Regions from separate parts of the Homo sapiens genome. Here region 2 is linked to region 1. The links are chromatin loops, found by intact Hi-C in ENCODE. Cell type or tissue: heart right ventricle. All regions are shown on one strand. Links, peaks and the distances in the headings refer to the core of each region. The heading gives the core; the rest is flanking DNA. Region 1 has its middle 33 kb from the start of LINC02999. Region 2 overlaps JADE2 (jade family PHD finger 2).

Region 1 (15,568 bases), core at 4,557-7,056:
GGCCATTCCACTCCGGGGAAAACAGAGCAAGCCACTTGCCAGGCCCCTTCTGCCCAGAGTGCCATTGCCATGGCTCTCCTGGGGGTGTACCGCTCCCCGCAACTTCCGTATCAAGATAGGGACTCTGGCCAGGGTGAGCCCTTTGCTCCCAGGGAGCCACTTAGGGCTGCCCAGGGATCCAACCATTTGCCTCTTTCTTCCTGGTACTATGCTGTGACAGGAAACCCGAGTTCCCTGAACACTGAGGGGTCAGGGAGGGATGGGGAAGGACAGGTTATAGAGGGAGACAGTGAGTGGAAGGGTGCAGCCCCTTTCCCCCTTGCCAGTACTCACCACCCTCTCTGGCCAGGCAGGTCTCCCACCTGGCACCATAGCAGGGATTTCTGGGAAGAAAGAGCCTGAAACGTCCAGGGCAGATGGGTTCAGGGATGGGAGAACTGCTAGAAGAAACCCCCAGAGGGGGCACAGTGCCTCATGCCTGTAATCCCAGCACTTTGGGAGGCTGAGGTGGGCTGATTGCTTGAGCTCAGGAGTTCAAGATCAGCCTGGGCAACATGGCAAAACCCCATCTCTACAAAAAATCAAAAAGTTTGCCAGGTGTGGTGGCATGCACCTGTAGTCCCCGCTACTTGGGAGGCTGAGGCAGGAGGATCACTTGAGTCCAGGAGGTCGAGGCTGCAGTAAGCTATGATCATGCCACTGCACTCTAACCTGGGCAACAGAGCAAGACCCTGAAAAAAAAAAAAGAAAGAAAGAAAAGAAAAGAAAAAAGGAAAAAAGAAACCCCCAGAGAACAGCTGTGACCTTCAGGAAGTAGCTCCCAAAGGCCTGTCAGCCTGTTCTAAAATTGGATGATGGGGCAGCCTCCTCTGGGGCCTGAGGGACCCTCATTCTCCCAAAGGAGACTGATTTTTGCTGGGCCCTGCCTTGGGTATCGCCTCCCAAGCTACTTTTAGAAGATTCCCCCAGGGAGTTGAATACCTGGGTCTCAGCGTCACTTTGTCCACTTGCTAAATCTCCGTGAGTCTCTGCCCCTCTCTGAGCCTTAGTTTCTTCATCTATAAAATGGGTGTCATCATTTTAAGGGCTAAAAAGAAGATTATTTTATTCCCAAATATCTCCCTTCTCTGTCTGTTATTCATTCCAAAAACCCACCGTCTCCTTTGCGAGCTTTGGTTAAGCATTGTCCTAGTCGGATACACTTGAAAAGTAGCTAGGAAAACAATGAGTTTCTCATCTTTCATGGAGGGATGCATTTCTCTGATGCCACAGTCCCTGAAGACCCTTTCCCCAGAGCTGACCCTGCCCCATAAATTGAGACCCCCTGGCAGCACCCTTGCCTGCTGCCCCCAGTGCTGTGCCCAGATGATTCCAACCTGTTGGACTAAAGCCCAGACAAAGACATCAACAGACACATCCCATTGCTAATAGGAGCCTGAGCTGTCATTGGCCCAAGCAGGGACACTGACACTCAGCTATGCCGTCCCCTATTTTATCTGACACCTGTTTGCTAAACCCTTAACTATGTAGCAGGAACTTTGATAGGCTGGGAGGCAGGGAGTGGGCAAAGGAGGGTTAGCCATGTTATTGCTCCATAGGGTCCCCACAGGCCAGCAGCATCCTTATAGACATGGCCTTGGGGTTCCTCGCCAGCAAAATCCTCAAGGAGGGGGCTTGCCCTGGGGAGCCAGGCAAGGAGGGCAGATGGTGGGAGGTTCAGCCAGGCCTCCAGCACTCCCTTTACAACCTTAACAAGATGGCAGTGCCATCTGATGCCTGGTCAGACAGGCTGACCAGAGAGTGCAGTACTCTCAAGTTCAAGGGAAAATAGGATGTTGGGTTTCCTACCAGGCTCAAAAGCAGAGAGCTAGCAATAAATCAAGAACTGGAAAGTGATGTCAGTGCTTCAAACTAGATTTCCAAGCTTGGGAAACAATTGTGCATTAAAATCCATCGGAGGAAAAAAAAAACTATTAAAACTTCAGGAGAAATTCTTTGCTATAAATTAGATTTTTCTGCCAAGCAGGATAATTCAATAATTTCCCCTTGACATTCTCGAGATTGCTCTTTGAGCGGAATTACGATGCTTTGAAGTTGGGAGTGATTTGTTTCCAAGGAAAGATGAAGAGTCGACTGAGAGTGGAGGTGAGAGGGCAGGGATGGAGCTCTTCAAACCAAAGGGGATGGGGCCCCTCTTTGGGGTCTCAGTACCACTGCATGGAGGCTGGGAGGACTGCAATGCAGTCCATCCTCCAGGAGATGGCTCAGGCCAGACCACGACTCCGACATGAGAATGTGGGGGTCCTGAGAAGGCCTTGGCATCCTCCAGTATCATCTTGTAGCTGGGGCAGCCTCAGCCTTACAGCTTCCCTGAAAAACTGTCTAAAACCTTCCTCAATCCTTCTGAAACCAGATCTGGGTTCAGGTAACAGGGTAACAGACCCTCCCGGTCTTCCTTTGCTGTGCAAGATACAGCACCAGCCACAGGGCCTTTCCTACATCCTGTCTCCAGTAAGTTGGGGCCTTGATCCTAGTCCCTGTCAACCCTGCTCTCTCTGCACAAGACCCAACACAACCAAAGCTACCCTGGCCGGACAGGGCAGCTAGAAGGGGGAGACAGAGCATGTCAGGCAAAGGTGGGGATCTTGGAGGACTGGGCACAATTGGTCTGGCCATTGGGTATCAGCCTCCAAGACAACCGTGGGGGAAGGAGATAGGGCAAGGGCGAGGCACCAGAACCAGAACCTGGCAGGACAGGGCTCCAGAGTCAGCCTGCCTGGCTCGTCCACTGGCAAATCTCTTAACCTCTCCAAGCCTTGATTTTTGCATCTGTAAAGTGGGGGTAATAACAGTACCTGCCTTACAGACAGAGCTAAATGTGACAATGCGTGTGAAGCACTTCATGCTATGCCGTGTACACAGAAGCGGTGGCCAGTAGTATCTTCAGGACACAGGTCCCCTATTCCCAGACCACAGCCCCTCCCATTGCAAGAAACCCATCTTCTGTAGCCCCTACTCAGTTCCCTTTCTCTCTCCCTCCTCTCGCACCCAAACTTGCCTGTCCTTGGGGACTTACCTCCTCCACACAGAGCTGCCAAGTATGATGTCTACGTAGAGCTGGGCTGCCCACTGGGCACTGTCACTTATTTGACCATTTGCCCACCATGGTCACTGGTTGCTATCAACAACTCTCACCAGAAGGGTGGTTGATCTCGAGAATGTCAAGGGGAAATTCTTGAATTATCCTGGTTGGCAGAAAAATCTAATTTATAGCAAAGCATTTCTCTCATTTTATGGAAGCTCTGGGAGTGAAGCGGTATTTTTCAAAGTCACATATTTGGGAAAAGAGGTTGGAGCTAGGACTGGGGCCCAGGTCAGACCAACTCAACCACAGAGCAGCGTCTCATCTCAAGACTTCCTCCTCCCTCCCTCCATCCCTCCCTTCCTTTCTTCCCATGAATCAGAGCCTCCCAGAGCCCACGCACTGGTTACTGAGACAGTGGCAAACAGAGGCAGGGGCACATGGGAGTACCCTTATTTCCAATGTTTTCTGAGTCTCCAGGAGGAAGTCCACAGGGCCCAGCAGAAAGAGGTCAAAAGGGAAGGAAGTGGGAGAGTCTCCTTCATTTATTTATTTTATTTTTAGAGACAGGGTCTCACTCTGTCGCCCAGGCTGGAGTGCAGTGGTGCACTCTCAGCTCACTGCAGCTTCAAACTCTTGGTCTCAAGCAACCCTCCTGCCTCAGCATCCTGAGTAGCTGGGAGTACTGGTGCATGCCACTATGCTCGACTACCTTTTTTTTTTTTTTTTTTTTTTGAGAAGGAGTCTCGCTCTGTTGCCCGGGCTGGCATGGCACAATCTCGGCTCACTGCAATCTCCGCCTCCTGGGTTCAAGCAATTCTCCTGCCTCAGCCTCCGGAGCAGCTGGGATTACAGGTGTGCATCACCACACCCTGCTAATTGTATTTTTAGTAGAGATGGGGTTTCACCATGTTGGCCAAGCTGGTTTCAAACTCCTGACCTCAAGTTATCTGCCTGCCTTGGCCTCCCAAAGTGCTGGGATTACAGGAGTGAGCCACCATGTCCAGCCTTGGCTAATTTTTAAATTTTTTGCAGAGACAGGGTCTTGCTTTGTTGCCCAGGATGGTTTCAAACTCCTGGCTTCCAGCAACGCTCTCACCTTGGCCTCCCAAAGTGGAAAGTTTCCATCTAAGCAGTTGTCAGATAAGCCACTCACTTGTATACTGCCTGCCTCATAGAAGAGAGGAGTTTGGCGTTTGAAAGGTTATCTCATCCTCCCCTCTTTTTGAATTGTTTCTTTCATAGGTGCTCCCCCACCCCAAACGACAGACAGCTCACTACCTTGCAGAGCAGCCCTAGGGTGCAGGTTGCCCTTTGCTCCTTGACCCCTCCTGGGGCTCAGACTGGCTTTCTGTAGCATTGTCCTGGCACTGACCTATGGGCAGGGGCCAGCCAGTGGCAGTGGCAGCGACGAGGGCCTGCTGTTGCTCACTTGTCAAGTCCGCAGGTTTCAGGGGCTAACTTGTGAGCAAGCCAGGGGCTTTCTGGATGGAGACTCATCCCTCCAGAGGGCAGGGCTGGGTGTTGGTGTGGGCAGTATTCTGGAGGAGGGTCAGGGGGCCATCCTTGTGCCCAAGAGTTTCCCTCAGAGTGGAGGTCAAGGGGAGCTTAGAGCTGGGAACTTTGCCATCACCTAAAACCAGACTGGACTTGCCTCCAAATGACATACTTGCATTGAGTTAGCTCCCAGGCCAGGAGATGTCCAGGTTCTTGGTTTTGCCCAGTAAGGTACCACCAGGAGACCCACTGGCCCCTCTCAAAGCGGGACATAGGGGCTGGGAAGGGGCAGGAGGGGTCTGGGCGCTTGGAAGCTGCAGCCCCCACCACTCAGTAGCCGTGTGACCTTGTGCAAGTCACTTGGCCTCTCAGAGCCTGTTTCCTTGTCTGTAAGTGGAGGTCATATGGCACCTGCTTCTGAGGCTTGTTGGGGATAACAAACAAGTGACCTGTGAAGTGCCTAGCACAGAGCGAGCGCTCAGAAAGTGCCAGCCTTTGTTATTATATACAGCAAGCGGGGAAACCCGTGGGAAATCCGGGCGCCTCTGGGAAGCTGGGTGTGGTGGGTCGTCCTTCCCGGAGCGGGGGGCGGGGCGTCCCAGGCTCCGCCTCTGCCCATCGCCCCTCCTCCTCGTCCTGCTCCGAGGGGGCCGCGGAGCTTCCTTGCGGCCGGCGGGAGCTGAGTCACGGCGGCCCTGCAAGCGGTTGGCCTTATCTCCGGACTTCGCTGCTCCCGAAAGCCCTCAGCCCGCCTGCCAGGCTACACCTAACTTGCGCCAAGTTCCTCCAGCAGTTCTGGAAATACTCCCAGGGGCCCATCGGCTTGGGGTCCCAGGGAAGGAGGGAGGTCTCCTTCCTGGCTGGCTGGAGCAGTTCCAGAAAGCCCGAGCTTGTGGGCCCCTGGCGGCACGGTGCCTATCTTTCCACCGTTAGCTAAATTTTCCTTGGGGGTAAGGATTGTTTCTCCAGATCTGTCTCAAAATGCACATTCCCCAGGGGTGGAGTGCCACCCGACGCTTTGAAGAGGAAACCAGAAGACTGGAGAACTGGGGCGGATAGATCTTAGGAGCCAAGATGGGGAGAGGGGCTGATGGGGCCGCAGGGATTTGGCAGCCGCCTAAGCTCCCTCAGGCCCCGCCTGCACCTTTCCCAGCCCCCAGGACTCTAGGGGAAGTGGTGGGTGGGGGAGGGGGAAACAGAGCTGACAGATTCTGTAAACAGAGCCGGTTTGGGCCTCGGCCAAGGACGGGGTGTCCTGGCCCAGCCTGGGTGTGAGGCCCATCCGCGGCTCTCCAGGACACCCCGCCCTGCCCGGCTGCCCCGGGGGTGCCCGGCCCAGAGCCAGCTGTAGCCAGGATGTGTCTGACTTGGGATGTGGCCAATTCCCTAGTGGGGAATGTGCCTGGGATTGGGGCGAGGGGTGGGGGTAGCAAAGGAGGGAGCTTCTAAGAACTGTCATTGATCATTCATTCACCCAGTGCCCGGCTCAGCGAAGAGGGCAGCCTCTGGTCCCCGCCTGTGGGAGGTGCCGGTGCTGGATTGTCGCCCCACCCCCGTCTCCATCTCCAATCCTGTCTCTTGCTCTTCTGCTGCCTGAGGCAGAGTCCCCGCGGGGTAGGGAAGCTGAGAGTGGGGCCTCAGGTTCCGAGAGCTCTTCATTGGCCAGGCCTGTCCCCTTGGCTTGTTGCCAAATGTGGTGTTCCATGGCCTCACGATGGCAATTCAGAGATGCAGGAATGCCCTCAAAAAGGGGATGAGGGAGGACAGGCATCCAGGGATACTCAAGGACACTGTTAGAAGCAGGAGCTGTGGTTAGGAGGTGGGGAGAGGACACGGGTGGCCCCGGGACACTGGCACCCCAGCAGGTGGAGGCAGCTGTGGGCTATGCCTTTTAAGATATGGAGAGGAGTTCCTTTGGGAGGAGAGGAGATGGGTTGGCTGAGACTCGTAGGCTGGGGCCAGAGTGCCAGCTACAGATTCTGGACTTTATTGTAGGGGTGAGCATTTCCCAAAATGTGCTCCTGAGTGATCGTGGGTGGGGTGAACAAAAAAGGGTCCTGGGGGCAAATGTATTTGGCAAACACTCTTCAAGAAAGCCTGCAATCCCAGCATTTTGGGAGGCCGAGGCGGGAGGATTACTTGAGCCCAAGAGTTTGAGACCAGCCTGGGCAACATGGTGAAACCCAATCTCTACAAAAATTTTAAAAATTAGCTGGGTGTGGCCGCGCACATCTGTGGTCCCAGTTACTCAGGAGCCTGGGGTGGGAGGCTCACTTAAGCCTGGGCCCAGGTTGAGGCTGCAGTGAGCTATGATTGTGCTACTGCACTTCAGCTCACAGAGTGAAACCATGTCTCAAAAAAAAAAAAAGGAAAAAAAAGAAAAAGCTAAACACCATATACTCCAGGCTTTATCAAAACTTTTATTTCATATGCTAATTAATGAGCATCTTAAAAGAGGGAATAGGGTATTCAGAAGGCTTCCTCACACCTTAACCCTAGCCTCATGGGACTTGTGCTCTTCTGAAAACATTGGAACCCAAGGATTGATAAGTACTTCTTACTTGCTGGCTCTAGCTCAGGTGGAATGAGTGGATACATGTAGACACCAAAGAAAACATGGCTCTTCCCAGAAACCCAGGTTCAATCATCATTTCCTCAAAAGGAGGCCAGCCTGGACACACCTGGATCAAGGGCAGTGGTATAAGAAAATGTTAAATGAATCAAGTCTGGCAGACTTCTCAAGGTTCTGGGTCCCAGACCCCAGGCAATCTCAGGCTCCCTAAATCAGATCCTCAACTCAGCCTCAGTGAGTCCGGGATTCCTGGCCATGGTTGGGGAATCCCATGGTCTCTGCAGAGAACATACTGATCAGAGGTTGTGGCAGGGGCTGCAGCTTGAGGCTGAATTCAGTGTAGTTCCTACACTAGGCCAAATCCTCGGCTGAGCCTTATATGGCCTCATATCTGACTACAAAAAGCATAAGAACAAAGCTGGCCCCCAAACATGGGCTTTCTCATTACCAACTTGGCAAGGCAGTAGCACCCAAGCTGAGCTGCTCAGCGACCCTTCTGACAAAATGCCTCCAGCGCCAGCAAGTCCTGCACCTCAGCTGGGAGGCAGAGGATGACCAGAAGAGCAGCAGAGGAAAGACTGTAGACATGGTACCTTCTTGGACTTGTTCCAAAAATTGTGGCCGGGCACGGTGCCTCATGCCTATAATCCCAGCTACTCGGGAGGCTGAGGCAGGAGAATCACTTGAACCTGGGAGGTGGAGGTTTCAATGAGCCAAGATTGCACTGTTGCAGTCCAATCTGCAGAGTGAGACTCCATCTCAAAAAACAAAAACAAACAAACAAAAAACAGTCACCTGCAGCATCCCCTGGGGCTCCCAGAAATTCTTGGGATATCATGTACGGGGCTGCAGGGTCCCTGCTTGAGCAAGTGGGAATAAGAGTCAGGGACTTTATAGGCATAGGCCGGAACCATGCCTGGGTCCCCTTGTCCTCACAGTCTGGGAAAGCAGTGTGTACATGCCTGCATCCTCTGCATGCTTGCGAGTTACATATAGAAGCTGTAAAATATGGCAAGGTGATGCCCTCTCGTATGCAGTGTAAAAGCAGGCTGAGATGGGAGAGGTCAGTGGGAGCTGGCATCTCCAGGGAAGAGCTCCAAGACGAGGTGGGATGTGGTAAGCCCTTGCAAGTGACTAAGTTTTAGTGGTATAGACAAGAAGATTGACCTGGCCAGTCTGGACAGCATCCAGAGAGAAGCCTGGAGAGGCCCATGGGGTTAGCTTTACCAGCTTCTTTGAGGCACTGAATCTCAGGCTAAGGAATGCAATGGTGTCTTATGGGGGCTTGCAGGATAAGGACCTCCCTTCCATCAAGTCTCACTTCTGCCTCCGTGGCCAGCTGAGCCTCCTGAGTCTTCTTGTATCTTCCTTTTCTCCTTACTCCAGTGTACTCCTCAGCCTGCTACTCTCCGGTTCCCCTACATCATGCTGAAATGGCTGTGGCTGGCATCACCAGAAACCTCCTGGCTTTCAGATCCATAGATTTTTTTTTTATTATACTTTAAGTTTTAGGGTACATGTGCACAATGTGCAGGTTAGTTACATATGTACACATGTGCCATGCTGGTGCACTGCACCCACTAACTCGTCATCTAGCATTAGGTATATCTCTCAATGCTATCCCTCCCCTGTCTCCCCACCCCACAACAGTCCCCAGAGGGTGATGTTCCCCTTCCTGTGTCCATGTGTTCTCATTGTTCAATTCCCACCTATGAGTGAGAATATGCGGTGTTTGGTTTTTTGTTCTTGCGATAGTTTACTGAGAATGATGATTTCCAATTTCATCCATGTCCCTACAAAGGACATGAACTCATCATTTTTAGATTTTTTTTTAAATAACAGCTTGATTGAGATATAATTCACATATTATTCATCCAAAGTGTACAATTGAATGGTTTTTCAAATATTCAGAGTGTGCAACCATTACCACAATCAATGTTAGAACATTTCATCACACCCCCTCCTCAAAAAACTATACCCAGGCCAAGTGTGGTGGCTCACGCCTATAATCCCAGCACTTTGGGAGGCCAAGGTGGGCAGATCACTTGAGGTCAGAAGTTCGAGACCAGCCTGGCCAACATGGTGAAACCCTGCCTCTACTAAAATACAAAAATTAGCTGGGCATGATTTCGGGTGCCTGTAATCTCACCTACTCTGGAGACTGAGGCACAAGAATTGCTTGAACCCAGGAGGCAGAGGCTGCAGTGAGCCAAGATTGCACCATTACATTCCAGCCTGGGTGACAGAGTGAGACTCCATCTCAAAAAAAAAAAAATACATACATATATATAGATAGATATAGATATAGATATAGATATGTATATGTATATACCCATTAGCAGGTACTCCACTTTCCCCCTCACGCCCCACCTGCAGCCCTAAGTAACCACTAATCTACTTTCTGTCCTTATGGATTTCCCTATGCTGGACTTTTTTTTTTGAGACAGTTTTGCTCTTCTTGCCCAGGCTGGAGTACAATGGCACGATCTCAGCTGACTGCAACCTCCTCCTCCCAGGTTCAAGCAATTCTGCCTCAGCCTCCTGAGTAGCTGGGATTACAGGCATGCATCATCACACCCGGCTAATTTTGTATTTTTAGTAGAGACGGGGTTTCTCCATGTTGGTCAGGGCTGGTCTCGAACTCCCGACCTCAGGTGATCGCCTGCCTCAGCCTCCCAAAGTGCTGGGATTACAGGCATGAGCCACCGCACCTGGCCTGGACATTTTCTTTAAATGGAATCTTACAATATGTGGTCTTTTGTGACTTTCACTTATATGTTTTGAAGATTCATCCATGATGTAGCATATATTAGAATTGTATTCCTTTTTATAGATGAGTAATATTCTATTGTATGGATATACCTCATTTTATCTATCAGTTCACAAAAATTTGGATTATTTCTACTTTTTGGATATTACGAATAACACTACTATGAACATTAATGTATAAGTTTTTGTGTGAACATATGGTTTCATTTCTCTTGGGTATACACCCAGGAGTAGAATTGCTGGGTCATATGGTAACTCCATGTTTAAGCTGTGGGAGAACAGTTTAGATTGTTTTCCAAAGCACCTGCACCATTTTACATTCCTACCAGCAGTGTGTGAGGTTTCTAATTTGTATACATCATTGCCAACACTTGTTATTTTCTATCCTTTTGAATGTAGCCATCATAGTGGTATGATTAGTATCTAAATATGGTTTGATTTGCATTTGCCTGATGGCTAATGATATTGAATATATTTTCTTTTATTTATTTGTAAGTTTTTGTAGAGATGGAGTCTCACTATGTTGCCCAGGCTGGTCTCCAACTCCTGGGTTCAAGCGATCCTGCGACCTTGGCTTCCCAAAGGGTTGGGATTACAGGCATAAGCCGCCGCACCCAGGCCCTGAGTATATTTTCATTGGCCATTTGTATATCTTCTTTGGAGAAATGTCTATTCAGATCATTTGCCCATTTTTAAAAACTGGGTTGTCTTTTCATTATTGAGTTATAAGGGTTTTTTACATATTTTAGATACAAGTCTCTTGTCAGATACATGATTTGTAAGACTTTTCTGGATTGTCTTACACGTTCTTAGTGATGTCATCTGCTGCAGCAAATTTTTAATGTTGATGAAGTCCAATTTAACTATTTTTCCTTTTTTTTTTTTGAGACAGGGGCTCACTTTGTCACATGGGCTGGAGCACAGTGGCGCAACCTCAGCTCACTGCAGCCTCAGCCTCCTGGGATCAAGCAATCCTCCCACCTCAGCCCTCCAAGTAGCTGGGACTACAGGCATGGGCCACCACAGCCAGCTAATTTTTTTGTATTTTTTGTAGGGACAGGGCTTCACCATGTTGCCCAGGCTGGTCTTGAACTCCTGAGCTCAAGTGATCCCCACCTCAGTCTCCCAAAGTGCTAGGGTTACAGGCATGAGCCACCGTACCCAACCAATCTATTTTTCCTTTGTTTGCTTGTGACTTTGGTTTCATAGCTTAGAAACCATTGATGAATCCAGATAAAGATTTACATCTATGTTTTCTTCTAAGAATTTGTATTAGTCCATTTTCACGCTGCTGATAAAGACATACCCAGGACTGGGCAATTTACAAAAGAAAGAGGTTTATTGGACTTACAGTCCAACGTGGCTGGGGAGGCCTCACAATCATGGTCAAAGGAAGGAGGAGCAAGTCACATCTTACGTGGATGGCAGCAGGCAAAGAGAGAGCTTGTGCAGGGAAACTCTGCCTTATAAAGCCATCAAATCTCATGAGACTTATTCACTATCATGAGAACAGCATGGGAAAGACCTGCCCCCATGATTCATTACCTACCACCAGGTCCCTCCCACACATGTGGGAAATCAAGATGAGATTTTGATGGGGACACAGACAAACAATGTCAGAGTTATAGAGTTTTAGCTCTCACACTTAAGTCTTTGATCCATTTTGAGTAATTTTTTGCATATGGTATGAGACAGCGGTCCACTTTCATTTTTTTTTTTTTGAGACAGGATCTCACTGCGTCGCTCAGGCTGTAGTGCAGTGGTGCAATCTCGGCTCACCACAACCTCTGCCTCCCTGGTTCAAGCAATTCTCCTGCCTCTGCCTCCCAAGTAGCTGGGACTATAGGCATGCACCATCATGCCAGGCTAATTTTTGTATTTGTAGTAGAGACAGGGTTTCACCACATTGGCCAGGCTGGTCTCAAACTCCTGACCTCAGGTGATCTGCCCACCTCGGCCTCCCAAAGTGCTGGGATTACAGGCATGAGCCACCGCACCTGGCCCCAGTTTTATTCTTTTGCATGTGAATATCTAGTTGCCTCTGCACTATTCATTGAAAAGATTATTATTTCCCCCATTGAACTGTTTTGACATCTTTGTCAAAAATCAGTTAACCTGGCTGGGCACAGTGGTTCATGCCTGTAATCCCAGCACTTTGGGAGGCCAAGGTGACAGATCACCTGAGGTCAGGCATTTGAGACCAGCCTGGCCAACATGGTGAAACCCAGTCTCTACTAAAAATACAAAAATTAACCAGGCATGGTGGTGCATGCCTGTAATCTCAGCTCCTCAGGAGGCTGAGGCAGGAGAATCTATTAAACCCAGGAGGCGGAGGTTGCGGTAAGCCGCTATCGCGCCACTGCACTCCAGCCTGGGCAACAAGAGTGAAACTCCATCTCAAAAAAAAAAAAAAAAAAAAAAAATCAGTCGACCTTAAATATAAGGGCCAATTTCTGGATTCTTGGTTCTATTCTATTGATCTATGTGTCTAATCCTTCACCAGTACCACAAAGTTGTAATTACTGTAGCTTTGCTGTAAGTTTTGGAAGTGAGAAGTGGCAGTCCTCCAACTGTTTTTTCAGATTATTTTGCCAATTCTGGTTCCCTTGCATTTCCACATGACCTTTAGGATTAACTTGTCAATTTCTGCAAAGAAACCAGTTGGAATTCCATGGGTATTACATTGTGTCTGTAGATCAATTTAGTGAATATTGCCATTTCAGCAACATTAAGTCCTCTGATCCATGAACATTTCTTTCCATTTATTTAGATCTTCTTTATTTCAGAAATGTTTTGTAGTTTTTGATATATAAGTCTTGTACTTTCTTGGTTAAATTTATTCCTAAATATTTTGGTTTTTTGAATTGTTCTCTTAATTTGTTATTGGATTATATTGCTAGTATATAGAAATACAATTGATTTTTGTATATTGATCTTTCATCCTACAACCTTGCTAAACTTGTTTATTAATTCTAATAGTTGGTGGATTCTATAGGATTTTCTATATACGAGATTATGCCGTCTGTGAAAAGAGATCGTTTTATTTCTTCCTTTGTGGTCTGGATGACCTTTATTTCTTTTTCTTGCCTAATTGCCCTGATTAGAATTTCCACTACAATGTTGAGTATTTGTGGTAAGAGCAGATATTCTTGTCTTGTTCCTGATCTTAGAAGGAAAGCATTTAATCTCTCATCATTAAATAGGATGTTAGAGTTTTTTAGATGCCTTTTATCAGGCTGAGGAAGTTTCTTTCTAGTCTTAGTTTGTTGAGTGTTTTTATCATGAAGGACTGTTGAATTTTGCCAAATGCTATTGAAATTGTCATGTGGGTTTTGTCCTTATTTCTACTGATATGGTGTATCACATTAATTGATTTTTTGATGTTAAACCAACCTTGTATTCCTGGAACAAATCCACTTGGTTATAGTGTATGAAGCTTTTCAGAGATGGCTAGATTTGATTAGCTAGCGTTTTGTTGAGGATTTTAATGTCCGCATTTGTAAGAGATCCTGGTCTACAGTTTTATTCTCTTGTAATATCTTTATCTACTTTTGATACCAGGTTAATACTTGACCTTATACAATAAGTTGAGAATTGTTGCCTGCTGTTGTTTTTTTGTTTGTTTTTGAGACAGACTTTTGCTCTTGTCACCCAGGCTGGAGTGCAATGGCACGATCTTGGCTCACTGCAACCTCCACCTCCCGGGTTCAAGCAATTCTCCTGCCTCAGCCTCCCTAGTAGCTTGGATTATAGGCACACACCACTACGCCCCAGCTAATTTTTGTATTTTTTTTTTTTTAGTAGAGATGGGGTTTCACCACATTGACCAGGCTGCTCTTGAACTCCTGACCTCAGGTGATCCGCCTGCCTCAGCCTCCCAAAGTGCTGGGATTACAGGCATGAGCCACCACACCCAGCTCCCCAGTTTATCTTTTTAAATGACTTATTTTTCCATATCATAAAAACAAGAAAATATAGAAAAGTATAACTAAAATTAAAATTACTCATAATCCTGCTATGTAGAGGTAACCACTGTTAATTAATCAATTTTTTTTTTTAAAGACGGAGTTTCGCTCTTGTTGCCCAGGCTGGAGTGCAATGGCACGATCTCGGCTCACCACAACCTCCGCCTCCCAGGTTTAAGCGATTCTCCTGCCTCAGCCTCTCGAATAGCTGAGATTACAGGCATGAGCCACCATGCCTGGCTAATTTTGTATTTTTAGTAGAGATGGGGTTTCTCCATGTTGGTCAGGCTGGTCTTGAACTCTCGACCTCTGGTGATCCGCCTGCGTCGGCCTCCCAAAGTGCTGGGATTACAGGTGTGAGCCACCGCACCCAGCCAATTAATCAGTTTTTTTGAGACAGAGTCTTGCTCTGTCACCCAGGCTGCAGTGAAGTGGTGCAATCTTGGCTCACTGCAACCTCCACCTCCCGGGTTCAAGCAATTCTCGTGCCTCAACCTCCCTAGAGGAGGGTATGTGCCACCACGCCTCGCTACACTGTTAATATTTGGGCATATTTTCTTCCCACTTTTTTCTATGCTTATATACATGTTAAAATACAAAATTGACATCATGTTCTATATGGAGCTTGGTATGCCATTTTGTTGTTTTTTAATGTTAAAATTACTCTTGTAAGCTACAATGGAACACTAATCATCCATAAAAAAGGAATGAAGTACTGCTACATTCTACATGGATGAACCTCAAAAACATCAGACTAAGTGATAAGCCAGACACAAAAGGTCTTACATGATTCCATTTATATGAAATATCCATAATAGTAAATCCGTAGAGATGGAATGCAGGTTGGTGGCTGCCAGGGGCTCAATGGTGTGTGTGTGTGGGAGGGAGTGGAATGGAGAGTCAGTGCTTAATGGGTACAGGGTTTCCTTTTGCAGTGATGATAATGTTTTGGAACTAGATAGAGGTGGTGGGTGTATAACATCGTGAATGTACTAAAGGATACTGAATTGCTGACTTTAAAGTTTGTATATAAAGGTCAGTGTTACCCTGATATCAACATCAGACAAGGATATCACAGGAAAAGAAAACTACAGGCCAAGTGCCATGGTTTATGCCTATAATCCCAGCACTTTAGGAGGCCAAGGCAGGAGGATCCCTTGAGCCTCCAGGAGTTCGAGACTGGCCTAGGCAACAGAGACCTCGTCTTTACAAAAAATACAAAACAATTAGCCAAGCATGGTGGCCTATACCTGTAGTCCAAGCTACTCAGTAGGCTGAAGTGGGAGGATCCTTGACCCTGGGAAGTTGATGCTGCAGTGAGCCAAGATTGTATCATTGTACTCCAGCCTGGGCAACAGAGTAAGGCCCTGTCTTCAAAAAACAAAAACAAAAAAAGAAAACTACAGATCAACATCTCTTATGATTATAGATATAAAAATCCTCAACAAAACACTAGGAAAAAACAAAAAAACTTTTTTGAGATGGTCTCACTCCATCACCCAGGCCCACTGCAGCCTTGACCTCCCAGGATCAAGTGATCCTCCTGCCTCAGCCTCCCAAAGTGCTGGGATTACAGGCATGAACCACCACACCCAGCCCCAAATTTTTTTTATGTGAACCTCACCTCAATAAAAAAAATTACATTTGTGAGCATTACTACATGTGATTTAAAGCTCTTTAGAA
Region 2 (15,568 bases), core at 8,516-11,015, 110 kb after region 1:
CCCATTGGAGTGCTGAGAACTCTGGCTTTCCCTGAAAGCAAGTGTCTTGGGGCTTGATGAATACATTAGCCTCACTTCTGACATTGAATTTGACGCGTTAGGGGTTAGGAATCAAACTTCTCATCTAGCTAAGCTAATAGACTGTCCTGACACTGGAAGGGCTGTACCAGTCTGTCTTTAGCAAAGCCTATTCCCAAAGTCTAGCATGCGTCAGAATTACCTGGAGGGCTTGGTAAACATAGACTGCTGGGCCTACTCCTGAGAGGCTCTGACTCAGTAGGTCTGGAGTGAAGCTGAGAACTTGCATTTCTAACAAGCTCCCAAGGGATGTTGATGCCTCAGGTCTATAGTTTGGGAGTGCAGGGGGGAGTCATCCTTTGTCCCCCTCATCTTTTAGGAACAGAGTTGTCATTGTAAACGTTAGTTGTGCCTTCACCCATCCACGGACCTTCAAAAGGATTTGTGAGTGCAGCATCAGCAGTCATAATAGTTGGGTGCGTGATTGCTGACACAGTTATCATCATCCAAGGCTAAGAGAGAGGGTCAGGCCTCAAGCTGTCTGGATGAAAGGAGAGGGAAGGGGACTAAGTCCAGCCCCTCTTCCCAGAGGACAAAAAGGGGACCACAGTCCCCATCTTAGATGAGCCAGTGACCCATCATCAGCCTTTCTCTTGATGCTCTGTGATGCCAAAGTCATTTTGCCCACACAAAAATGCAGCTTGAGGCCAGGCACGGTGGCTCACGCCTGTAATCCCAGCACTTTGGGAGGCCGAGGCAGGTGGATCACCTGAGGTCAGGAGTTCGAGACCAGCCTGGCCAACATGGCGAAACCTCATCTCTAAAAATACAAAAACTAGGTGGTGCATGCCTGTAGCCCTAGCTACTTGGGAGGCTGAGGCAGGAGAATCGCTTGAACCTGGGAAGCGGAGGTTGCGGTGAGATGGAACCACTGCACTCCAGCCTAGCAACAGAGTGAGACTCTGTCTCAAAAAAAAAAAAATGCAGCTTGTCCCCAGAGGTGTTTCTCAACCGTCTTCTGATTGACTTCCCCAAAGCATGTGGTGTTGAATGGGTTACCTTTCCAGGCACCCCAGAGCTCCTCCTCCTCCCCTGCCGTAACTCCCATCCTGCACAGGAGGTTGGGAGCCCATGCCATTCTGTTTAGGTTCTCTCCAGCATTGCGCATTCTCAGTAGAGCCCTGGGGGAAGCCCCTCTGTCTTCTCCCCTCCCACCAGGCTCCCTCCATGTCTGATCCTGCCCCTCCTTTCCCCTCAGTGTTCCATGCCTTCCTGCGTCACAGCGTTCCATGTCACATGCGCCTTTGACCACGGCCTGGAAATGCGGACTATATTAGCAGACAACGATGAGGTCAAGTTCAAGTCATTCTGCCAGGAGCACAGTGACGGGGGCCCACGTAATGAGCCCACATCTGAGCCCACGGAACCCAGCCAGGCTGGCGAGGACCTGGAAAAGGTGACCCTGCGCAAGCAGCGGCTGCAGCAGCTAGAGGAGGACTTCTACGAGCTGGTGGAGCCGGCTGAGGTGGCTGAGCGGCTGGACCTGGCTGAGGCACTGGTCGACTTCATCTACCAGTACTGGAAGCTGAAGAGGAAAGCCAATGCCAACCAGCCGCTGCTGACCCCCAAGACCGACGAGGTGGACAACCTGGCCCAGCAGGAGCAGGACGTCCTCTACCGCCGCCTGAAGCTCTTCACCCATCTGCGGCAGGACCTAGAGAGGGTGAGTCCCCATGCCGCCTGCCCACCCCCTGCCTGGTGGGTCCAGGAGTCCTTTCCATGCCACACTCACTGCCCTGGAGCAGCTAGGACTCACCAGGACTCAAACTGTGAGCTCTGGTGGACCGGCCCTGCTGCAGGAGCCTGCCAAGGGGCTGAGGGCTTTCAGGTCCCAAAGAGTATGGGGGTGACTGACACTTTACAGAACAGAGAAGAGTCCAGTTCTTGAGTCTCCGAGTCCCTCTTGTCCTAGCCCTGTCACAGGCCTGGTGAATGGTGGGGGCCCTGCCAAGGTCATGAGGCTGAGAGCACCAGAGCTAGGGCGAGGACCTAGGCTTCTGGCACTTGCTTGCCTCTGTGGGCCCCGCCTGGTCCTAACACATGAGCTTGCATTGAGAATCTGAGGCAGAGGAGGAACTGGAGCTTCCCAAGCTGTCCCCGTAACCCATGCTGAAAGCCAGGGGCATCAAGAGCCAGGAGCAGCCAAACAGGCACGTGCCGGGCCAGGGCAGGGTAGATGGGTAAACGCGGCTCCGTGGGGTGCTGGGCAAACAGAACAGAGGCACGAAGGAGACAGGGTGGACTCAAGGAACGGTGGAGTGGAAGGAAGAGGTGAAAGGGGCTGGTGGATCGCACGAGACTGGGCTGGTGGATCACAGTGTGTCTGGAAGCTGCAGAAGTGCTAAGGAGGGACTGACATACTGTGGCTGGGACTTGCACCCAACACTCCCTGGAGGAGAAGTCCCAGAGTCTGGAATGGGTGGGCTGGCTGAAAACCACCCCCAGCTGTGTGCTGGGAAACAGGTGACGGTGGCTTGGTCCAGGGGGCTGAGTGAAATGAAGCAGGATTTCTGGATCCTTTTCCAGTCCTCTGAACCCCACAGGCTGTTCTGGTCTCTCCTCTCTGGGACATTTCTAGGGTTCCAGAGCATATGGGACCGTGTCACAGTGTCTCCCCTGGGTTCAGACATACATGCTCACCCTCTCCCTGGGTCCTGTCAGGAAATAGCCCTGGGCAGGAGCATGCAGGGAACGTTGTGTGACCCAAGGCGCCTGCTTTTCTTATCTGCATCGCAGTGGGCAAGGCTGTAAAATGGGTAGAACATCTCCAGGGGTGTTGTACTGTCAGGGAAGGGGCACTGGACCCAGCTTCCCCAATCCCCTCCTTCCCACTCATCTGCGCTGCCTGCTCAAGAGGGAAATGACCTATTGCCCCCAGAGAGCCCTCACTGCCTGGCAGCCAGCTTGCCACCAGGCCAGAAGGAAGAGGTGGAGGTGGGAGGAACCAGATGTCCCTGGCTCCAGCCAGGACAGAGGGCAAGGCTACCTACATTGCAGCCACCACCTCCTGGCCAGCCCAGCCTCCTGTCACATGTGGCAGGGGCATCAGGTGTAAGACCTTCTGGGACCGAAGCTGCTTCCAGAGTCTTCTTTAGGCCACCATGTCTCCACCCGCTGGATCTCCAGTGGAAACACCTGCTTTTACTCCTACTGTTTCCCAAACAACCCCTCAGAACTGACCTCTCTGTTCTGTGCTGGTCAGCCCATGTGTCTGTCCCTGGCTGGGTTGTCCAGGGAGGTCAAGGGCTTGACTCACTTATGTAGTCATCATCCTGGAAAAAGAGACTTGAGGAAGATCCTCCCAGCCCTGCTGAGCAGATGAGGAAACTGGGGCTCGGAGAGACGAATAACAGGAAGTCTTAGAGGAACTCCATTCCAAGGGTTTTGAGCTTGAATTTGGACCTCAGTCGGGGGCAGAAAAGGAGTTGTTGGCTTATTCTCTATTCTGTAAATTTCCTGGGCAAAAGCATCCCTTTTTCAGTCCCCTAATCTTCCCACCCCAGTGTTGGCTGGTTCAGGTGGAGCCTGGGGCTGAGGTTGGCGGGCTCTGGGGTTCCGGGGAATGAGAGCTGCTGCAGAGACTCCTGCAGTGGGAGCCAGAACACTCCAGAGTCAGGTGTGAACCGTCCCACTCCTCCTCTGGGAAGAGGAAGCAGGGCCAATTTTGAAGTATGTGCAGCCTCTTACGGCTCAGGGGGCCCTGTCAAATGCTGCTTTCTGAGCAGCCACCAAGCTGGGCTGGCGGGCACCAGCTTCAATGAGGGCAGGGGCATGCACAGCCCTGGCAGGGCCGAGGAGGGACAACCATGAGCCAAGCTGACCCCCATCAGCGGCCCAGCCTCAAGGCCTTTCCAGGTCACACATTTGCAACTTGGGTGAATGAACAGCGACAAGAACCCTGCCACGGGGCAGGCTTTCTGCAAAGGCCCATGGTGGTTGGTGGCCTGGCCAGCGGGCCCAGTCTCGGACCGTGGCCCAGTGCCAGCAGCCGGGAGTATCCAGCCTGTAACTGGGCACTAAGCCAGCCTGGGCAGGAATCATCGGAAGATGGGGCAGGGCTTGAGGTCGAGGCCTTGGTAGCCTGACTTTGCATCCAGTTCCTGCACTCCCAGCTCTATACCTTCTTTGTTTCAGTTTCTACTTCTCTGAGTTTCAGTTTCTTTGTCTGTAAAATGGGAATAAGGATCAGACTGACCTTGGGGTCACAGTGCATGTGGGGGACAAAGCTTAGCACAGTGCCCTCCATTGTTGGCCGTGATTGTTGTTACTGTCCTGGCCCCTCAGCATTTGGCTCTTAGAAGAAGGGAGGCCAGCCCGTGCGCTCTGAGGGTGGGCTCCACAGAGGACCAAAAGGGCAGGCCCAGTGCTAGGGCCTGGGAACCCAGCATCCTCCCAGATTGATTCGTTCCTCCTCAGCCAGGCAGGGGTTTTGCTGAGAGAAACAGGAGCCGGGGCTGCTGCCGGCATGAAATCCCATTTTATGGTCAACCAGATGTGCTTTCCTAAAATTTCAGCCTTGGGCCTCGGCCCCAGCGGACGCTCGGAAGGCATGGCCACTGCAGCCTCCCAGAGTTATTTACGGCTGACAAAAATCGCAGCACTGTTGATCAGCCCGACAAGTGCCGGCTGGTGTCCCCTAGCAACCGTGCTGACAAGCAGGCTGTGCAGGGACTTGCTGCTTGTGGCTCTGGCTCTGGTCACCAGGAGTTTATTTGGGAGCCTGACCTGGCCTGAGGAGGAGGCCAAGAGGGTGGAGGCGGCTCTGAGACACACACCTGCCCAGAGGATGATATGGGACAACTTCCCAAGGAGGGAAAGGCTCAGAAGGAAGTGGGTCCTGGCCTCAGTGCCTGGATGGTGGTCCCTTTGGCCTCCCACCAAAGCCAACCTTGTCCTGGGCAGCTCCAGCCTGCAGACCTCTGGCTCTTCTGCCCCTGTGCCTTCCATCTCTAGGGCTCCCCCAACCCATTAGTGCCCTTGCCTCACCCAAGCCCAGTCACCACCTCCAGCTGCTCCCAGGTCAGTAGCCCAGAAATTGCCACATCCTGCTCCGTGCCTGCAGTCTACTGCTCTCCCTGCTCACTTGTCTCCCAGGCCCTCCACCCTTCTTTGTCCTGCTTTCTTCACTCACTCCCTGTATGGCACTGGCCTGCTATGCCCCAGCCCTTGTCCCTCACTGAGGCCAGAACCCTGGCAGAGCCTCACCCAGTAAGAGCCACTCCCTCCACCAGGAGAAATCCCATAGCGCTGAGCAGGGCAGTCCCTGCCGCACACCCCACCTCATACCTGCTGCCCACATGCTGAGCCCTGCCTCCCTCAGGACAGCGTCCCCTCTGTCCTCATACCAGGGCCTCTAACTTCTGCCAGCCGAGCCTCTCGGTCCATTCTCTTCCCTTCCCTCCTGTCTTCCTTCCCCCACAGGGGCTCTTTTCCAGCCCACACCTGCAGCTGACGAGTCTGTCTTTTCTTCATCCCCTCTGCGGGTCCTTTTCCACCAATATTTGAATCTGTTCAACCCTCTCTCATCTTCAAAAGCGAATCCTCCCTCCCTATTTCCCTCTAGTCGTGGGTTCCTCCGCTCCCACCCCCATCTCTCCTTTCCTGTCATCCCTCATGGTATTTGCATCCTTGCTGCCCACTCTGGCCGGGTTTCCGCCACATCCCAGAGCCTGCCACCTGGGCTGCCTGCAGCCTCCCTGCCCACCTCTCCATCCCCCGATCCTCTCAGCAGCGGCTGCCACAATCAGACCTGCCCTTAGTCTTGGAGTCCTTTTTCTGTGATGCTCTGACCAGGTCCCCCCTGAGGTCCTGGTTTACCCCCCTCCCTCTCTGGCTGCTCCTTGGCCTCAATGGTCATCCATTGCTCTCCCCTGACTGCTCACTCCCAGGGCTGGAGACCTCAGGCTCCACTGTCTTTCACGGCTGCCCACAGTTTTGCCCCACGTGGGGGTGCTGGCTGCCCCTCCCTTTTGAGCTCCACACCAAGTCCCTTTTAAAGGCCACCGGCATCTCATGCCCAGCATCCCTGTTAGTTTCCTAGGCCTGCCCGTGTGCCACCAGCTGGATGGTGAGATTTATCCTCATGGTTTTGGAGGCTGGAAGCCCAAGGTTGAGGTGTCAGCAGGATTAGTTCCTGCCGGAGGCTCTGCGGGGGAGTCTCTCCGTGCCTCCCAGCTTCTGGTGGTTGCCAGGAATCTTTGCTGTTCCTTGGCCTGCGGACATCTGTCTGGCCTCTGCCTCTGCCAGGTCACATGGCCTTCTCCCTGTAGGCACCTGTGTCAGGACTCCACTCATAGTAGATCAAGGGCCCACCCTAATGTAGTATGACCTCATCTTAACTATTTATATCTACAGAGACTCTATTTCCAAATAAGGTCACATTGCAAGGGTCCCAGTAAAAATGAATTTGGGGGAACACTATTCAATCCCGTACAGAAGCCACTGGAGGTTTTAAGGGGAGAAGGGAAGTGTCTCACTACTCTGTGAAAATCCAGCCCTGGGCCGGGCGCGGTGGCTCACGCCTGTAATCCCAGAACTTTGGGAGGCCAAGGTGGGCGGATCAGGAGGTCAGGAGTTCAAGACTAGCCTGGCCAACATGGTGAAACCCCATCTCTACTAAAAATACAAAAATTAGCCAGGTGTGGTGGCAGGCACCTGTAATCCCAGCTACGTGGGAGGCTGAGGCAGGAGAATGGCTTCAACCCGGGAGGCCGAGGTTGCAGTGAGCCAAGACTGTGCCACTGCGCTCCAGCCTAGGCGACAGACCGAGACCCCGTCTCGAAAGAAAAAAAAGAAAATCCAATCCTGGCTTCCCTTGGCCTGGCTCAGTCAAGCTTCAGCACCTGGCCTCCTCCCTTGCCAGCCCCGACACTCCTCACTGCTCCCTTCAGATTCCTGCCACGAGGCTCTGCTCTGCCTCCCCCAGCCTGGCCTGGCTTGGATTCCTCGTTCCCAGGCTCTGCCCTGCCGTGTGATCAACTCCCACTCCCACTGGCTGCTTGTGTGTCCAAGACGCCTTGCTCAGCACCCCCAAGTGTGGGTCGGAGCCACCTGGTCCTGTCAGTAGTTGGTCAGCACCTACCTCCCCTGAGAAGAAAGGGGCCCCAGCGGCGTTGCTCACTTGAGTCCAGGGCCCCACACAGTGCAAGTCCACAGAGCTGTAGCCAGTGCTTAAGGGTGTGGGGGAAGGAGGCTGGTTGGAAGGTGGTTTTCAGGAGGTCCAAGTTTTGACAGGAAGGTGGTTCATCCCAGTAGGGTGGGACCGGTGGTTGCAGCCCAGGGTGGCCCCCCGGAGTGGTACTGGCCATAGGGATAGGCGGAGCTGAGGCTCAGAGGTGGGTGGCCTGGTGCTCACGGTCTTCGAGCTGAGGGCGCACACACCAGCGTGGAAGGCCACGGAGAGTCCATGCAGAGCACATCGTGTGGAGGCCTGAGGCTGGAGCCACCTTTGTGGTACATCCTTCACGGCTGGGCTCAGGAAAGAACGGAGGATACCCGTACGCAGAAGAGAGGTCTGATCTTGGCTGCCCTCGGACTGGGAGAAATGGTTATGCCAACAGGCAGGGGGTCTGGAACCAGAGGTCACCCCAGCTTAAGGACATGAAGGCTGAACTCAGCCTTGAAGATGGAACCCAACGGGAAACAGCCTGGTCCCAGCTGGAAAGACCCTGGTGGGACCCAGGATTCAAGCTGAGCAGCTTTGGCCAACTGTCCCTGATAATGGAGTCTCCATCCTGTGCTGAAGACCAAGGAAGTGTCTCAAGGGAGGGGGCTTGGTCTTGGCTTCAGAAGTGTGGCCTGCCCTGAGAGCAGCCAGGGAGGGATGGCCCACTGGGGTAAGGTGCCAGGTGGGCAGGCAGTAGCATGGTCCATCCTGCAGGTGCTTCCTGTGGGACCACCTATAAGAAGGGTCCATGTCCCATGAGCTTAGCAAGCTGGTGTCTAAGGCCCCAAGGGGCTCTTCCCAGCTGGCCTTGAGGCAGTCAGAGAGGCCTCTACCCTCTCTGCTGAGGAGTTCTGTCACTGTGGCAGAGTGAAGGTGGCTGTGTAGATGTGGAAGCCTTGGCCAGCATGGCGTGAGCCTGGCTCAGGTCCCAGTGCAGCGGATAGACATGGGTTGGCTGCAGGCTGGGCACAGGTGGGTTAGGACTTTCTGCTCAAAGCTCTTCCAATGGCGTTCTCTCTGGCTGCAAGTACCGGGGCCATTTGTGGCTCAGGACAAGTGTTAGTTTTTGCCATGCCATTTATGTCTGAAGAATTTCTTTGCTGGGAAAGAAAGGCCTTGGACAGGAGGCAGAGGGATGAGGTTGGTGACCTGGTGAGACCCTGATGAGTCTGCGGGCACTGTGGTTATAAAGGACAGCAACCATGTTGGCAGGGCCTTGGGAGGCAGCCTGGCTGACCTTACCAGGAAGGTAAGACTCAGAGGAGGAAGGTGGGCATGCCGGGTTGACCTAACCAGATGCTTTTCCCTGGCTGCTCTGGCTCAGCCGGGGACCACAGGGCTGAGGCTGTGTTTGGCCTTAGGTTTTGGATCCGAGACATGCAGCACAGGGCTGAGGATGCGCTCAGGGTCTGGGAATTGTTTTGCAGATGTTCTGGGCAGGATAGGCTGTGGCGGTAGCCTGTGCCCCTGGCACTGCCTCCACCCATAGCAAGGTCCCCAGAGCTGGGAGGTCTGGGGTGGTTGCCTGTGAGTAAGGTGGAAAATCTCTCTTGTTTTCTCAGGTTAGAAATCTGTGCTACATGGTGACAAGGCGCGAGAGAACGAAACACGCCATCTGCAAACTCCAGGAGCAGATATTCCACCTGCAGATGAAACTTATTGAACAGGATCTGTGTCGAGGTAGGCGCCTTCCCCACCTGCCGCCGCCACCTCCCTGTGCCCTCTCTTGCGGGGCTGGGTCCCAAGGAGGGTGTGTCTTTGGATCCTGGTGGGGGTATGTGCGTGGAGCCAAGGGCCACTGGCCCCCACTCCTACCCTTCACCATCCAATTAGTAGGCCCAGACGGGGGCCTGCAAGGGTCCTGAGTTGTGCGTCACTAGGCAGAGAGCCAGAGGTTGGAATGTGGGCATCAGGCCTGCCCTCAGGGAGCTTTCTGGTTGACTAGGCCACAGCAGTTCAGGAGCTGATTGCATGTGAACAGGTACAGAGAAGAAGTCCTAGTGGCTCTCTGCTGGTGCTGAGGCAGGAAGGGCCAGAAGCTGGTGAGCTTCCCTGAACCCTGGTGTGCCTGGGAGTCAGTTCCGAAGAAGGCAGCTGTCCCAGAGATGTGACAGGACCTGGCTGTTGTTTCTCTCTGACCCTAACAGGATTTATGCCCTGCATCCGCGGTGTTTTTCACTGTTTCATTCTTATTATTCTTATTCTCTTGGCGTCACATGCGTTTAGTGGATCTGGAAATCAAAGGCTGAAGGAAGCGCTGACATTGATCGTATCTGTTAATTGTGGATATTGCCAGACACAGGGCCCTTCTTGGAGCGTATACATGTTAAGAAGGGCAACACTTAGCCCCCAAAACAGTACCCCAGTGTTGCGTTTACATGCAGCAGAAATAGCTGGATGGAGAGAGATTTTGAGCCAGGGTCTGCCAATGCCACTTCAGCCTCAGGGCTGAGCTGGGCCTGGAGAGGAAAGCTGCTGAGCCACCGTTGGAGCAAATGACTGAGGACCTCTGCTGCCCCTACTTCTGCCCCAGAGCTGAGCTGACCTGATTGTGCTTTGGCATCACCACCCACTCTGGCCCCAACATCTAGCCTTGCCAAGTTCAGGTGCTAGTCATGACCATGTAGAGCTCACCGTGTACCCAAAGACTGTGGCAGCTTCCTGGCTGCTGGAGCTTTCCAGGCCCCCTATCTTCTGTTTATTCACTCAGCCAGCATTAACTGAGCATGGACTGGATAGGGTTGCTGCCCTTGTGGAATGCACCATCTGGAGAGAGAGAGGAATGTGGTATCGCAGACGCTACAGTTGCTGCCAGTTTAGGGATAGAAGTATCAGGGATGTCTTCCCAGAAGCAGTGATGCTCCAACAACATCTCAGGCACTTGGCTGTGGCCACATATCGGCTGCAGAAGGAGAAGCCCATGCAAGGCACCCACAGTTGAGGAAGCAGAGGGTGGCAAGCCACGAGCAGTGCCCTCAGGCACAGGATTCCAGAAGCATGGGCAAGAGCCTGGAGGGTCCACATCCCCACATTGGTTCTGGGGACATTTGCAACTCCTTGTCTTGAGTGTCAACAACAGGCAGCTCTTTGTTCAGGGCAGGGCAGGGTATTTGGAGATGACTGGTTTGCCCTGTCCAAAGCTGCTGCTCACACTGTTGAGAGGCTTGACGCCTGGGGTGGGACATGGGCTGTGTGCATATCGGCGAGGCTGTCTGGCCTGGCGGCTGGACAAAGCCTCCTAGTGGAGATGATATTTGGCCTGTGAACTGAATCAGGTGAAGGATAGGAGAAGAAAACAGCATATTTGGAGACTTAGTGGCCAGAGCATGTCTTGGCAGAGAAACTGGAAGGAGGCTGGAATGGCTGCACCAGGCAGAAGGAAGACTCCTAAAGTGGGGATGACGGGTAACCTGGGTCACATGTGCGAGATCTTCTTGTAGCCTGGGGGAGGAGCTTACACTGTCCTGAGAGCAGTGGGGAGCCTCAGGAGCCTGCCTCCAGAGTATCTAGGCATTAGTTACATGCCATGTTACAGATGAGATTGCCCAGGCACAGTGGCTCATGCCTAAAATCCCAGCACTTTGGGAGACCACAGTGGGAAGATCACTTGAAGCCAGGAGTTCCAGACCAGCCTGTCTCTACAAAAAAAAAAAAATACAAAAATTAGCTGAGCATGGTGACACATGCCTGTATTCCTAGCTGCTTGGGGAGCAGAAGTAGGATTGCTTGAGCCCAGTAGTTTGAGGCTGCAAGCGAGCTATGATTACACCACTGTACTCCAGCCTGGGTAACAGAGCCAGGCTCTGTCTCTAAAAAATAAATAAATAAACAGATGTGGCCAGGCACAGTGGCTCGCACCTGTAATCCCAGCACTTTGGGAGGCCAAGGTGGAAGGATTACTGGAGCCCAAGAGTTCAAGACCAGTCTGGGCAAAATAGCAAGACCCTGTCTCTACAAAATTTGAAAATTAGCCGGGTGTGGTGGCATGCACCTGTGGTCCCAGCTACTCAGGAGGCTGAGGCTGGAGGATCGCTTGAGCCTGGGAGGTCAAGGCTGCAGTAAACTATGATTGTACTACTGCGCTCCATCATGGGCAACAGAGCAAGACTCTCTCTCAAAACAAACCAAAACAGATGAGACTGAGGCCTGGCCTGAACTGAAAGGATACAAGGGCCAGGGGTGCACCCTGAATCTCCCATCTAGTTTGCTGCCTGACTTTGAAAGCCAACCAAGAGACCATGGCAGGAGACTGGTTCAGGGTTGCTGACCCTGGGGTTAGGAATGGAACCCAAGCCTCTTGACCCCTCAGGTAGTGTTCCTTCCACCTACATGTCTAGCTCCTCAGCCTGGCATTCAAGGCCCTGCCCTGTCCAGACTCCCTTCCAGCCATTCTTCCCACCACCCACACTCTCTCCCAAGACTACAGGTTGTGCAGGTCAGACTGGAGTCCAGGTCCTGCGAGGGCCTCTCCTCGTGGCCCTGTGGCCACCCCAAGTCCCCCACAGGCCACAGTGGACAGTTGGTCCACCCCACCATGCCAGCCATCCCCTAACTCCAACCTTTTTGCTGTGGAGGGTGAGCACTGGCTGATGGAGGACTCCTGGGCTGCCACGCAGGGATCTTGGTGCTGACCGAGGCCACTCAGGGTAACCATCTCCCTCCTCCTCTCACTTTCCCTGACACAGAGCGGTCTGGGAGGAGAGCAAAGGGCAAGAAGAGTGACTCGAAGAGGAAGGGCTGCGAGGGCTCCAAGGGCAGCACTGAGAAGAAAGAGAAAGTGAAGGCGGGGCCTGACTCAGTCCTGGGGCAGCTGGGTGAGTGAGGGCCATGCTGGCCTGCAGACACGGCAGGCTTGACCATCACCACGCTTGCAGCTCTGTCTGCCCTGCGGAAGGCCAGCTGCACAGAGTAGGAGACTGAGGCTCAAGAGCGGTAACCAGGCCCTTGCTTGCCCAGGTGCACACACCTTCCACCCACAAAGGAGACAGATCTCAGAGCCCCGTGTGACATCCTGGGAAATGCCCCGTCTGTAGACCTGGATGGAGGCTGGGCCACGCCCACTCAGGAACTGTCCAGTCATTCCCCTGGCTGGGGGGTCCTGGGTGCTGGATTTTCCCAGAGGCCCCTGGGACAGCCCCATGCTGGGAGGGGAGGATCTGCCAGAAAGCCCCATCCTTGTCCTACTCTCCCAGAATCCTCTAAGTGGGCCCTTCCTGCAACAGCAGCAGACTCTCCTGGAGCTGCCCAGAGGAGTGGCTGCAGGCTCTGGCCCTGCCCACCACCTCCACTGTCCCAGGCCTCCTGTTAGGCAGAGCAGCCTAATGGGAGCAGTGTGACTCATGGACCTCACGTGCTTCCTCCAGAGATCTCAGGGAGCATCATGGAGTCCCCTTCCAGACCTTGCCTCTGGGATGGAAGCCCCAGGTCATCCTTTCTGTCCCTCTGTCTCAAGAAGGGGACAACCCAGGCGTGGTGGTGCATGCCTGTATTCCTAGCTGCTCAGGAGGCTGAGTTGGGAGGATCGCTTGAGCCCAGGAGGTTGAGGCTGCAGTGCACCATGATCATGCCACTGCACTCCAGCCTGGGTGACAGAGCAAGACCCTGTTCCTTCATTTCACACCCCTCCCGCAAAAAGAAGGGGATAACTTGGGTGTCTAACAGGAAACCCAGTCTCCCGTCTCGCCAGCTGCCCCCTCCCAAGACCTCGGTAAGGAAGGAAGGCTCTGCCGCCCTCACATCTGCTGGCGTCTCACTTGCCTCCCCTCTCCCTGACATCCAGGAGGGACTGGATACTGCTTGCTACCCCTATTCGTACCTGATCCCTTTATCCATGCTCTTTGCTGCAAGCGCTGGGAGGCAACGCTTATAAAGACTGAGCGCCCTCTGGCGGCCTGAGGGCATTTTCCTCCAGATTCCTCCTTCCCCAACCCCACCAGAATGGGGGTAGTGGGCAGGTCCAACTTCGTGGGTAGCAACCTGTGCAGTGCCACGGGGTCCTTGTTCTTGGTTAATGCTCTGCTGCTGCCACCTTGAATTTTCTTTCCCATGGCAGGCTTTCTGGTAAAATCCAAAAAACCTGCTAGACAAACTAAAAGAGCTATAACACTCCACCTTGAAATTCTTAATAATATTTGAACAAGGAGCCTATATTTTCATTTTACACTCTAGCCCACAAATTATGAAGCCCATCTTGAGGGCAGCACGTCCTTCTGGAGAGAAGCGTATAAGTAGTCCCTACTCTTTGGTGGTGTTGGCAGGAGGGATGGACAAAACAAGATAGCTCACCTGGGTCTGGCACAGGGGGACAGAGAGAAGACGATGCCTGGTGGTGTGCTGGGAGCGTCAGTGGGCTTCCTGAAAGGGTGGGACACACGTCTGCTGGCGTCTCACTTGCCTCCTCTCTCCCCTCAGCAGGCCTGTCCACCTCATTCCCCATCGATGGCACCTTCTTCAACAGCTGGCTGGCACAGTCGGTGCAGATCACAGCAGAGAACATGGCCATGAGCGAGTGGCCACTGAACAATGGGCACCGCGAGGACCCTGCTCCAGGGCTGCTGTCAGAGGAACTGCTGCAGGACGAGGAGACACTGCTCAGCTTCATGCGGGACCCCTCGCTGCGACCTGGTGACCCTGCTAGGAAGGCCCGAGGCCGCACCCGCCTGCCTGCCAAGAAGAAACCACCACCACCACCACCGCAGGACGGGCCTGGTTCACGGACGACTCCAGACAAAGCCCCCAAGAAGACCTGGGGCCAGGATGCAGGCAGTGGCAAGGGGGGTCAAGGGCCACCTACCAGGAAGCCACCACGTCGGACATCTTCTCACTTGCCGTCCAGCCCTGCAGCCGGGGACTGTCCCATCCTAGCCACCCCTGAAAGCCCCCCGCCACTGGCCCCTGAGACCCCGGACGAGGCAGCCTCAGTAGCTGCTGACTCAGATGTCCAAGTGCCTGGCCCTGCAGCAAGCCCTAAGCCTTTGGGCCGGCTCCGGCCACCCCGCGAGAGCAAGGTAACCCGGAGATTGCCGGGTGCCAGGCCTGATGCTGGGATGGGACCACCTTCAGCTGTGGCTGAGAGGCCCAAGGTCAGCCTGCATTTTGACACTGAGACTGATGGCTACTTCTCTGATGGGGAGATGAGCGACTCAGATGTAGAGGCCGAGGACGGTGGGGTGCAGCGGGGTCCCCGGGAGGCAGGGGCAGAGGAGGTGGTCCGCATGGGCGTACTGGCCTCCTAACTCACCCCCTTCCCTGTCCCAGGCCCTGCCCTGGTCCCCCCACAAGGCCTCAGCCCAGTCACAACTGCCATTTCCAGTCTCTGCTGAGTGTCCCAGACCCTCGAGGCTGCCACTCCGTCGTGGTTTTATTTTTAATATAGAGAGAGTTTTGAATTCTACACTGTTGTCTTTCCTCTGTGCTGGCCTAGGACATTAGGATTCCTTCCACGGCTCCGGCCGCTAGGACCCTGCCAGGTCCCGCGCACCATCCCTGCCCTGCCCACGTGGTATTGCTGGGCTCCTGGCTAGATGCAAGCAAGGTGGACAAGAGCTCAGGACTCCAGCCCACTGCCACTGGGTGACACAGACTGTCGTTTGGGCATTATTTCATGGCAGATGGGCCAGTCCAGGGCCTACCCCGCCTTGCCCCCAGATCCCACTGGGGTCCATTTGGGGGGTCCTGCTACACTCCACCGATCCCCAAGGAAGTATAATAAACGATACCCAGCCAGAGTCTACTCACTGTCACAAGCACAACGAGTTTATATGAGAAAGCACTGAGGGGGTGCAGAGGGCCCGCTAGTTCCAGGGGAACTGAAAGCTGTTCCTGATCAGCCCGTATCATCTGAGGCCTGCCTGCCCACCCTGCCACCCTCCCCTCCCTTGCTGCTCTGCCCCTGCCAGTGCCCAGCCCAGCGGCTCTGGGAAGGGGTTCCCAGAATCCCTCCTGAGCTGTGCCATTTACTCAGGGGACTCCCAAACAGCCAGCTGCCAGTGCAGGTGGAGGGCTGTAGGGGAGGGCCAGTGCCCAGACAGGGTCATGGGGCTCAGACCAGCCCACTGTAGAGAATCACTCTGAGGCTCCAACTTCCTTCCTTCCTTCGGGGCCAGTCTCGGCCGAAGTCTGGTCACGCTCAGACAGAGCTGACCAGACCAGACCGTTTGCCTTTTCAAGTTTCCTAGTCCTGCTACAAGATGAGCTTCTTCCGTGGTTTCCTTTTGGAAACTCCTCCTTCCAACAAGCAGTGGGATCCCGGGGCCCAGGGCGGGCCGGTGTTGGCCGCTGGGGCTGTTGTAAGTCTTGCTGGATGTTCCCCTGTTCCTGAGCCTT

Evidence for each region. Peaks named below come from ENCODE experiments on the same cell type or tissue, not always from the same donor. Only the 100,000 strongest peaks of a DNase experiment are listed, where the experiment ranks them.
Region 2: it touches region 1 in a loop (2.3-fold over the local background); 10 of 110 quality-filtered maps call a loop at or near these places.

What each region holds. Positions count from the first base shown.
Region 1 is chr5:134,460,722-134,476,289 of GRCh38, forward strand. No RefSeq gene overlaps it. Among named protein-coding and RNA genes, the nearest start is that of LINC02999, 33 kb to the left of the region's middle. In heart right ventricle, for the core only: a CTCF peak has its summit at 6,065; DNase peaks (open chromatin) are centred at 5,270 and 5,830; H3K4me3 peaks cover 1,740 bases; H3K27ac peaks cover 2,500 bases.
Region 2 is chr5:134,564,840-134,580,407 of GRCh38, forward strand. JADE2 (jade family PHD finger 2) reads left to right here. Exons shown (of 12, transcript NM_001388185.1): 9 at 1,277-1,741; 10 at 8,806-8,923; 11 at 11,929-12,057; 12 at 13,655-15,568. The coding sequence ends at 14,478. LOC124901191 (U7 small nuclear RNA) reads right to left here and starts at 13,351; the gene lies at 13,292-13,351. In heart right ventricle, for the core only: no CTCF peak of the experiment used is centred there; a DNase peak (open chromatin) is centred at 9,868; H3K27ac peaks cover 1,699 bases.